Regions from separate parts of the Homo sapiens genome. Here region 1 is linked to region 2. Evidence: read pairs that join two places in POLR2A ChIA-PET (ENCODE). Cell type or tissue: IMR-90. All regions are shown on one strand. Each heading gives the region's core, and the rest is flanking DNA. Links, peaks and the distances in the headings are about the cores only. Region 1 overlaps CKAP5 (cytoskeleton associated protein 5). Region 2 overlaps CSTPP1 (centriolar satellite-associated tubulin polyglutamylase complex regulator 1).

Region 1 (5,382 bases), core at 116-5,115, 320 kb before region 2:
ACAGGCACATGTCACCATGCCCAACTAATTTTTTAGTTTTTTGTAGAGATGGGGTCTTACTATGTTGCCCAGGCTGGCCGATTTTTCAATATTATTAATAACATAGAAGCGGTCCTCCGTAATTCTCCATCCCTAGTTCTGGCCTGACATAAAATATGTTTTCAATAAATATTTGTTTATTGAATATATACTCTGGTAATATCTATTCTGAATCAGGCATGGTGCAAAGTACTTTTTAAACACGCTAATTCACTTTATACTGACATCAACTATGTGAAGGAAAGATATTCTCATTTTACACACTAGCTTCACAAATATTAAGTAACCTGCCAAAACAACAAAACTGGTAAGCAATGAAATTAAACTAAGATTCATAGTCTATGCTTCTTCCTTTACATTTTGTTCCCTCCCATGGCAAAGAAGAAAATGTCCCAGAGAAAGATGGAATTGTAAAAGTTTATTAGGATATGTGGAACTTTCATTAAGATTTTTCTTCAAAATCCCTAGGATTGCCATGAAACAGCAGCAGTGTAATTTAAAGGAGTCAGGAGAATCTGCAGGAACTCAAATACACCAATGATGGGAGACAGAATAGTTTAACAGTCTGGAAAACAGTATGGCATTATCAGATACACATGCCCTACCACCCAGCAACTCCATTCCTAGGTGTATAGCCTAGAAACTGATGCAAATTACACCAGAAGACCTATATAGGGATAGTCATAGCAATGTTGTTCATAGTAGTCAAAAGCTGGAAACAGTTCACATGTTCATCAAACTGTGCTTTTCAAACTCAGGACCAGTCTTCCCCCTACCACCCCCACCAACTGAATACTAGTATGTCTGTAAAATACAATAAAAATTATTATACCTCTGTATTTTTTAAGTTGAATGCCAAATGGTCCAGCTGCTGTGAATGCAAAATGGTCTAGCTGCTGTGTAAAACCATTTGGAAGTTTCTCAAAAAGTTAAAAGTATCATATAGGGATGAGCAGACTGATCTGGATTTTATAAACAGATATAAGAACCAAGTTTTTGCTACACAGTAGAGTTTGATGCCTAAAGAGCAAATAAAATTGCCAACAAAGAGAAGCATTAAGAAGATTAATTTGAACTATACATAATGCTTGCTGTGGTTTATTTGATCTAGTCCCTAGTAAAGACACATATTCAGAAATTTCAATTATTCAGAGCTCTCAGATTTTATCCCAGTCTAAAACTGAGGCAAAGACAAGTAGGTCAGCTAAAGTAAGTATGTTTTACAGATATATTATAATCATATACCACTGATCTAAAAATGTCTTCCTAAGAGCTCAAATACCATATAGTCCATGCTATTGCTGAAAAGGTTTAGGCATAATTGTTTATTTTTAGACTAGAGGTTAAGAAATGTTTTCAAGGTTATACATGAAGGCAGAACTTAGAATAAATTCCAAATTGTCTGATTTTTCAGTTTAGTGTTCAAATAAATAACAAATTTCCTATTAAATATGCACTATATCCCATCATAAAAGAGACCCCAAAATCTGTGCATTTTCTCATTAACCAACCATTTAAAAGGGACAGAGAGATTAAGTCATGAGTAATACTAGAGCTGGGCCTAGAACCTATGTCTCCTACTTCTCAGTCTGTCTCTCTTCCCTACAACCCATGGGCCCAAGTGTGGTGTCTTTTTAGTTTAAATTCCTGTATTTTGATAGTCTATAAGAGTAATTACAGAGCTACTGTACAGATTATTTTCTCTTCTACTTAGAGAAAAACCACTGGCAGTATGACTTTTTTATGGCAAATTCCCAAGCTCTTGACCTACAAAAGCTCTTCACTATCACAATACAAGAGATCTGAATTTGATTACCATTCCTGGACTCTCACCTCTGGCTAAGGAGATGCTATTGCAGAAGCACAGAATGATTTTAACAGAAGTTTGAGAAAAACTTCTGCTCCATCAAAAAGCAACCCATTTGAATGACCACTGAGTGTGATGATAGGCTCATAAAAAAAAAAAAAGAAATTATTTTTTTAAAAAAGCAATGCATACACATGCCCAGAAATCTACTCAAACCATGTCTAGGAAGGACAACTGGATTAAAGAAACACAACAACTATGTAACTGTCATAGAAAACTTAAGATTTTTATTATTTAACCAAAATCTGACAAAATCCCATCTCTGAGTAGCAGGTGGCAAAAATGACAACACTTTCCCTCAAATTAAAAAAAAAACTCACTGTCTCCAGGTATTTCCCATTAACAAGGACAAGTGTTATCCTCTTGCCGGAGTATTCTGCATTACCAGGCGGCCAGAAATCTGAACAGTTTTCTAGCAGATTATCTCAAACTTTGGTGTGTTTGCTTTCCTAATCTTGGGACAGTGGCGTCCCACAAATTCCTTCAGAGATGGAGAGGGGTAAAGAGCTGTCTCTTTCACATTGTGCTCTTTATATCAGGAGGAAAGGTTAACTGGACTCTTCCTAAGAGATGTTCACTGTCAACATATCCAAAAGGGGTACGGGATACCACCAACACAGGCCTCTGGAGAGACAGCTAAACCTGGCTGTGAATTAGGACAACTTGGAGTTACTGCTCGACTGTACCAAGGTAGCTGAAAACCTAATGCTTACTCATCCCAAAGCTACCAAGGTCTTCAAATACCAGGGTAAGGATCCAAGGCCCAGAGAGAGAGATTCAGCTCCACCCATTCAGCTCAAATGGGTTATACTCTGGTAAAAGCAACCCTCTCCTCACCCCAAGTAAGAACCAGGTGGGGGCAAAGCCAGGTCGTGGGCACTGCTCACCCACTGCATGCCCAAACAAGCACCCTACGGCTGCTGTCACCACCCAGAAGTAGAGCAGATACCCTGGCTTTAGCTCACTGGAGCCGGCATTGTTTACGCTCTTTCGCCGCCTTAGCCTCTGATAGGCCAGCAAAGTCCCCAGTACTGTCCACCAGGACTTGCAGCACGGTCGCGGGATGCTTGCCCTTTGCCCGTGGTTTGACACTTACGCTCCCCGGGCAGGGAGAGGTCAGGGAAGCTAAGGTCCGAGCAGGATCAGCAGGAATACCCGGCAGGCGGCGGCGGCGGCGGCAGCAGCATTGGTGCTGCGGTCCGCTGGGAAACGCCTCCTCCGAGGGCGGGGCCCGGAGCGCCACTGTCAGAGTGCCCGCCCCACCCTCAGCTCCCCTCTCCGCACACTCTGAAAGCTTAAAGGGGCCGCAGTGTATCTTCGCCCAGAGGTTTGCAGGCCTCAGGCGCTGCTTCTAGGTCCTAGGCTTTCCCAGGCAAGAGGCAAATGATGGACCAACTAGGAAGACTACTGCAGTTGGGTGGACCTCTTTTTTTGGTAGTATTACACGTAATATTCCAGAAACAAAGGAGATGACCAGTTCCCACTATCACAATCCTAATCCCTCCTCCAAGGGTGAAAAAAATTACTGCAGGTAACAGCCAAAGCATCAAGGTAGATACATAGCCCCTCATTATATGTAAGCTGCTTACTTCATTAACCTCCTTTGGACTCGAGCAGTTCTTCAAATGGCAACTCAAAGGCCTGGAAAAGATCCTACAATGCTCCACCTCACCTTTTCACGGAATTCGTTCTTTACAAAACTGGAGGAATCCTGGACAATGATACAAGATGGGCAGGAAGGTAATAGAAGGTGAAATAGAAAAATACCAGCCTGGGCAACAAAGTGAGACCCCATCTCTACAAAAAATAAAAAATTAGCTGGGCATGGTGGTACAAGACTAGTCCCAGCTACTCCGGAGGCTGAGGTGGGAGGATCCTGAGCCCAGGACTAGGCTGCAGTGAGCCAGACTGCACCACAGCACTCCACCCTGAACAACTAACCAAAACCATACCTCTATAAAAGAAAAAAAGAAAAATAACCTTCCCCATCTTGTGTGTAAAATGTGATCTTTCAAAAATTGACCTAAAAGTCAACGTAAATAAATGTACAAGTCTATGTAAGTAATCTTGCATGCCAATACAATTGTAATGTGCAATCATCTAATTTAATATGAAGAGTTCTTAAGAAAATTGTAGTAGAAACGGCATTAATATTTCAAGGAGTTAAGTCCTAGTCTCTGAGATCTCCAAAGGTTAGCAACTAGTTTTAATTTTCTTTTTGTAGGAGGAGTTTGTCCTGAATCCTAGTTTACAAGGTTTGACTGCATTTTGTGTCTCCCATCATACCAACAGGAAAGATATGTGCTTTTTTTAAGTCCATATTACTCCACCTAATTTAGATGAATCAACACACCTCCTTAAAGCCTTGGGCCATCATCAGATCAGTACAGGAATCAATGTAGTAAGCTTAAAGACCATTTGTAAGTAACCCAATTTCTCCTATCCACAACAGGAATAAAGCAGAAATTTAAGAATCCAAAGAACAGTTATGAAGATTGCTCCACCAGGGAGCAGACTCAGGTTACTCTTATTCTGAAGGTTTTAGAGAACCCTAAGCTAAAGTTGCCAAGTATCTTTTCCTTACTTGGGTGGGGGCGGGGTAGATAAATAAATAAAGTTGCCAAGTAAAAAATGGATTCAGATTAAAACAGTCTGATTTTTGAACTGCCAAGACAGTCTCATTCTACAATGCATTTAACTGTAAAGAATACCTCTGAATTAGGTAATTAAGACCTTCATTCATTATATTCCCATCAAGCTTAACTGTTCTGAGGGTAATGGTTTGCAGATCAGCCTTTCTCATCAGATTGTGAGTTCCTCAAGGGCAAGGGCTGGAATGTATCTTAATTATCTTTTTCTTCCAATGTGTGATACAAAATAAGTACCCAACAAATATTTATCACAAGAGGTATGACCAACATTTTCTGTTACATAGCATTCTAGTGACATAGGACTTCAGTTAACTGCAATAAACATAGTACAATGAGTGTATGTGTGTATGCACACACAAATGGATAATACCCTGTGCTGTGCTTATGAGCGAATTAAACATTTTAAAAATTAGAGAAAAAAATCTACTAACAGTCACAAAAAAAGTCAAATACTGTATGAACCCACTTTTATGAGGTATGCAGTCAAATTCATGAATTCATAGAACCAGAAAGTAGAATGGTAGTAACCAAAGATGGGGTGGGGGTGTGGCTTGGGAGGGGGATAAGAGAAATATTTAGATACAGAGTTTCAGATTAGCAAGATGAGAAAGTTCTGGAGATCTGTTTCATAACGATGTGAATATACTTAACACTATTGAACTGTACACTTAAAAATGGTTAAGATGGTAAATTTTATACTATTGTTTTTTACCATACACAAAAAATGAGACATTCGTCTATACAAAAATTGCTTTGCAAATATTTAAAGTAAACAAAAGATGATATGGAAGACAGAAGTAAATATATAAATACAGTTGACCCTTG
Region 2 (5,382 bases), core at 179-5,178:
CCAGGCACAGTGGCTCATGCCTGTAATCCCAACACTTGGGGAGGCTAAGTGGGGAGGATTGCTCAACATGGTGAAACCCCATCTCTAACAAAAATACAAAAACTTAGCCAGGCGTGGTGGTGTGCGTCTGTGGTCCCAATTACTTGGGAGGCTGAGGTGGGAGAATTGCTTGAGCCTGGGGGGCAGAGGTTGTAGTAAGCTGAGATTGTGCCACTGCACTCCAGCCTGGGCAACTGAGTGAGACTCTGTCTTTAAAAAAAAAAAAAATCAAATAAGTAGAATTGTATATGTGGTCTTGGCCAGGCATAGTGGCTCACGCCTGTAATCCCAGCACTTTGGAAGGCTGAAGCAGGAGGATCATTTGAGGTCAGGAGTTCAAACCCAGCCTGGCCAACATGGTGAAACCTGTCTCTACTAAAAATACAAAACTTAGCTGGGCATGGTGGTGCACATCTATAATCCCAGCTACTCAGGAGGCTAAGGCAGGAGAATCACTTGAACCCGGGAGGTGGAGGTTGCAGTGAGCCGAGATCATGCTGCTGCACTCCAGCCTGGGCAACAGAGCTAGACTCTGTCTCAAAAAAAAAAAAAAAAAAAAAAAAAACCACGACCAGGTGCAGTGGCTTACGCCTGTAATCCCAGCAGTTTGGGAGGCCAAGGTGGGTGGATCACGAGGTCAAGAGATCGAGACCATCCTGGTCAACATGGTGAAACCCCATCTCTACTAAAAATACAAAAATTAGCTGGGCGTGGTGATGCACGCCAGTAGTCCCAGCTACTTGGGAGCCTGAGGCAGGAAAATCGCTTGAACCCAGGAGGCAGAGGTTGCAGTGAGCCGAGATCGCGCCACTGCACTCCAGGCTGGTGACAGAGTGAGACTCCATCTCAAAAAAAAAAAAAAAAGTGTTTTTTTTGTGACTAGTTTCATGTTTTAGGTTGGTGTAAAAGTAATTGTGGTTTTGCCATTATTTTCAATGGCAAAGACTGCAATTACTTTTGCACCAACCTAATAGCACAATGTTTTCATGGTTCATCCATCTTGCTGTATGTATCAGTACTTCATTTCGCCAAATGTTTCTTGAGTGCATATTTTGTGCCGGGAGCTATTCTGCAAATGGGGATACAGTCATGAATAAGATATAGTTCCTGCCCCTCAAAGAACTTGATATAGAAGGGGACTGCTTAGGTACTGGTCATTGGCTGCCACCACTCTGTGACGTATGACCTTGGTTTTGATCAATCACTCCAGAATACTGACCTCTTTTCCCTTTCCCATGATGTGAGGGAGCTTATGAGAGTGAGGCTTCAAAATGCATCTTAGCCCCCCGCAGCCACAGCTTTGCATTTGCCCCAGCTGTCTCCTCAGACCCTTCCAAACAATCTGATACATGAAAGCACCACAAGATTTGAGTGTAGGTGGTAGAATCCTGTAAGAACCAAAAATTCTCGATACCAAGGTAGAATTGTACAGTTATTGATACCAAGGGGCTTCTGGAATGGTATTCCTCTATTTGCGGCTGGAAACTTACCCACTCCTCACCTAGAGGCCTGCTGTTTGACAGACACCTCAGACCTTTCTGTCTGAGCAGGAGGAAGCATCGTAGCCAGTCCATATCAATAGCAGTCTGAGGGAATTATGGGAATGGCAGTAACAACAGAAGGGCCAAGGGTAACCCACATGGCACTGGCTGCAGTTAGAGATGAATTCAGAATTAGGATAAGTTTGTTTTCTCCCCGAGTATGAGCATCAAGCTTCTGTGTCAACTTCTCCTCCCAATGCCATGCTTTCCCCACTGTACTGCAGCTGGTGCATATGTAGAAAAATTGTATGTATCCCAGAAAGCATCCCCTGATTTTGTAAACTATTCTCATTTTGTCCTGAAGATCAGGGTCCCAGCTTCCCCACACACATACCTATGCATCTGATCAGAACTGCAAATGGAGGTGGTAGAGACTTCAAGGCAGTTACTATTGCTAGAAGAGGAACTGCCCTCTCCCATTTCACTGCCAGGCTTACTTTATTCAGGACACTGAAGTCTGGGGACAGGCTGCAGAAGCAGGCTCCAGTCTGTGATGATGTGTGCGTAAAAGAATGTAATCCACATGCAGCTGGAAGCCGGAGCCTGTTCAGGGGCATGGTGTCTCCACATGCGCCTGCCTTATGTGCTACAAGCATCATGGCCAGGCCCTGGGGCAGCAGGTGTGAGCTGGAAAAACAGGAAAAGAAAAAGCAAACAGACTCCATGACAGCAGCCAAGCCAGAGATCCCCTCCACCTCACATATTCCTGCAGCAACTGGAGTAGTTCTTTTATCCCCAGATGATCACCACAGCATCTCCCACTCCCCATCCTCCATGGACTGGAAGCTTTCTGGATGGTTAAGAGCATGCAGTTGGAACCAGACTTCTTGAGTTCAAATCCTGGTTCCACAATATACTAGCTGTGCCCTTGAGAAAGGTATTTAATTTGAGCCTGTTTCCTCACTTGTAAAATGGGAATAATAATAGTTGTAATGATTGAAGGAGAAGTATATGATGTGCTTAAAATGGTGGCTGGCACAGAGTAAACTTGTCATAATCGTTAGAAATGGTAATATTAACCTTGACCTAGAAGAACACAGGCCCCATGGCATTAGAAAGATCTACTGTACATCCCACCTGTGCCCCATTAACTGGATGACCTTGAGGATATCTCTTAACTTCTCTGAGCCCTGTTTTTATATCTGTAAAATGGGGATGATAATAATAATAGTAACTAACTCATAGGGTGTTTGTAAGATTTCAGTAACACCAACAAAACCATGAACACTGCTTACCACATTGTAGACATTAAATCAGTAATAATTTTTTTTTTAGATGAAGTCTTGCTCTGTTGCCCAGGCTGGAGTGCAGTGGCGTGATCTTAGCTCGCTGCAACCTCCGCCTCCTGGGTTCAAGTGATTCTTGTGCCTCAGCCTCCCAAGTAGCTAGGATTATAGATGCCCGCCACCACGCCTTGCTAATTTTTTGTATTTGTAGTAGAGACGGGGTTTCACCATGTTGGCCAGGCTGGTCTCGAACTCCTGACCTCAAGCGATCTGCCTACCTCAGCCTCCCAAAATACTGGGATTACAGGCATGAGCCACCACGCCTGGCCAGTAGTAATTTCTTGCTGTTACAATTATGTTGGTATTATTAATAGTACCAGATTAAAAGAAAAATGAGATGTTCCTGGGTTTCCAAAGGCAATGCTTCCTGGCCTTTTTGCACTTCACAGCAATCAGAAAATAATATATAACAAAAATCTCCAGTAAAGACAAGACTTCTTGTGATTGGCCTGCAGGCTCTGGCCTCCTCCCAGCTGGGCCAAGGGGACCATCACATCTGTAAGTCATTTGAGGCCGAAGTGACAAAGGGTTGGGAAGCTCTGCTCCAAGGGTGAAGATTTAAAGCACTGGTTCTCAAACTTGAGCATGCATCAGAGTCACCTGCAGGGCTTGTTAAACCACACATGGCCGGACCACATCCCCAGAGTTCAGTAGGTTTAGGGCGGGGCTCAATAATTTATATTTCTAAAAAATTCCCAGGTGATACTGATGGTCTGGGAAACACACGTTGAGAACCACTGATTTAAAGTATTGCCTGCCATTTTTTTTTTTTTTTTTTTTTTTTTTGAGATAGAGTCTTGCTCTGTCACCAGGCTGGAGTGCAGTGGCATGATCTGAGCTCACTGCAACCTCCGCCTCCCAGGTTCAAGCGATTCTCTCGCCTCAGCCTCCCAAGTAGCTAGGACTACAGGCACGCACCACCATGCCTGGCTAATTTTTGTATTCTTAGTAGAGACTGGGTTTCACACTGTTGGCCAGGATGGTCCCAATCTCTTGACCTTATGATCTGCCTGCCTCGGCCTCCCAAAATGCTGGCATTACAGGCGTGGGCCACCGCACCCGGCTGTATTGCCTGCATTCTTATTCTGGCTGGGCATGGTGGCACACGCCTGTAATCCCAGCACTTTGGGAGGCAAAGGCAGGTGGATCACTTGAGGTCAGGAGTTCGAGACCAGCCTGGCCAACATGGTGAAACCCCGTCTCTACTAAAAAGAAACCCCATCTCTACTAAATACAAAAATTAGTCGGGTGGGGTGGCACGCACCTATGGAATCCCAGCTACTCAGGAGGCTGAGGCAGGAGAACTGCTTGAACCCGGGAGGCAGAGGTTGCAGTGAGCTGAGATCGCACCATTGCACTCCAGCCTGGGTGACATAGCAAGACTCTGTCCCTCCCAAAAAAAATTATTTAAAAAATGTTATTATTTTTTGAAATGAGGTCTTGTTCTGTCACACAGGCTGGAGTGCAGTGGTGCATTCATAGCTCACTACAGCCTCAAACTCCTGTGCTCAAGTGATTTTCCCACCTCAGCCTCCTGAGTAGCTAGGACCATAGGCACGTTCTACAAAGCCCAGCTAATTTTTTATTTTGTAGAGATGGGGGCAGTGATCTTGCTGTGTTGCTCAGGCTGGTCTCGAACTCCTGGCCTCAGGCATTCCTCCTGCCTCAGCTTTCCGTAAATTATTTTATTTTATTTTATTTTATTTTATTTTAAGATGGGGTCTTGCTGTGTTGCTGGGGCTAGACTCAAGCTCCCAGGCTCAGGCAGTTTTCCTGCCTCAGCCTCCCAAGTAGCTGGGACTACAGGTGCACACCACCACACCCAGCTAAGAACTTTTTAATAAAGAATTCCTACAAATTGGCTGGGCACAGTGGCTCACGCCTGTAATCCCAGCACTTTGGGAGGCCGAGGCGGGTGGATCACCTGAAGTCAGGAGTTCAAGACCAGCCTGGTCAACATAGTGAAACCTCCTCTCTACTAAAAATACAAAAAAATTAGCCGGGCATGGTGGCGGGCGCCTGTAATTCCAGCTACTTGGGAGGTTGAGGCAGGAGAATCACTTGAACCCGGGAGGTGGAGATTGCAGTGAGCCGAAACCGTGCCACTGCACTCCAGCCTGGGCAACAAGAATGAAACTCTGTCTCAAAAAAAAAAAAAAAAAAAAGAATTCCTACAAATCAATAAGAAAAAGATTAAGGATCTCAGTAGAAAAATAGTCCAAAGATATAAACAGGCAATGCACAGAAGAACATTAGTAATAAACCTTTGGGCATATTTTCATGCCCACACTCACTAGTAATCAGGAAACTCCCAACTAAATTGAGATACCACTTCATACCTATCAAATTGGCAAAAATTTTAAAGTCTCATAATACAAATATTGGTGAGGATGTGAAATAGTGGGAACTCTCATAAACTGTGTGTGGGAGTGTAAATTGTTACAATTACTTTCAGACAATTTAGGCAAATTTTTAAAGTTCAAGAGCTACTCCTGGGAATAAGGAAACATGCAGTA

What was found. ChIA-PET counts read pairs that join two places held together with the same protein. Peaks named below come from ENCODE experiments on the same cell type or tissue, not always from the same donor. Only the 100,000 strongest peaks of a DNase experiment are listed, where the experiment ranks them.
Region 1: POLR2A ChIA-PET joins it to region 2 with 13 read pairs; 2 of 35 experiments call an interaction of 5 or more read pairs at or near these places.

Annotation. Positions count from the first base shown.
Region 1 is chr11:46,823,760-46,829,141 of GRCh38, forward strand. All of the region lies in intron 1 of CKAP5 (cytoskeleton associated protein 5), which reads right to left. Among named protein-coding and RNA genes, the nearest start is that of CKAP5, 20 kb to the right of the region's middle. RefSeq lists enhancers at 2,426-2,978, 2,979-3,529. In IMR-90, for the core only: a CTCF peak has its summit at 4,422; a DNase peak (open chromatin) is centred at 3,172; H3K4me3 peaks cover 664 bases; H3K27ac peaks cover 392 bases.
Region 2 is chr11:47,141,355-47,146,736 of GRCh38, forward strand. All of the region lies in intron 4 of CSTPP1 (centriolar satellite-associated tubulin polyglutamylase complex regulator 1), which reads left to right. Among named protein-coding and RNA genes, the nearest start is that of ARFGAP2, 33 kb to the right of the region's middle. In IMR-90, for the core only: no CTCF peak of the experiment used is centred there; a DNase peak (open chromatin) is centred at 2,127; H3K27ac peaks cover 970 bases.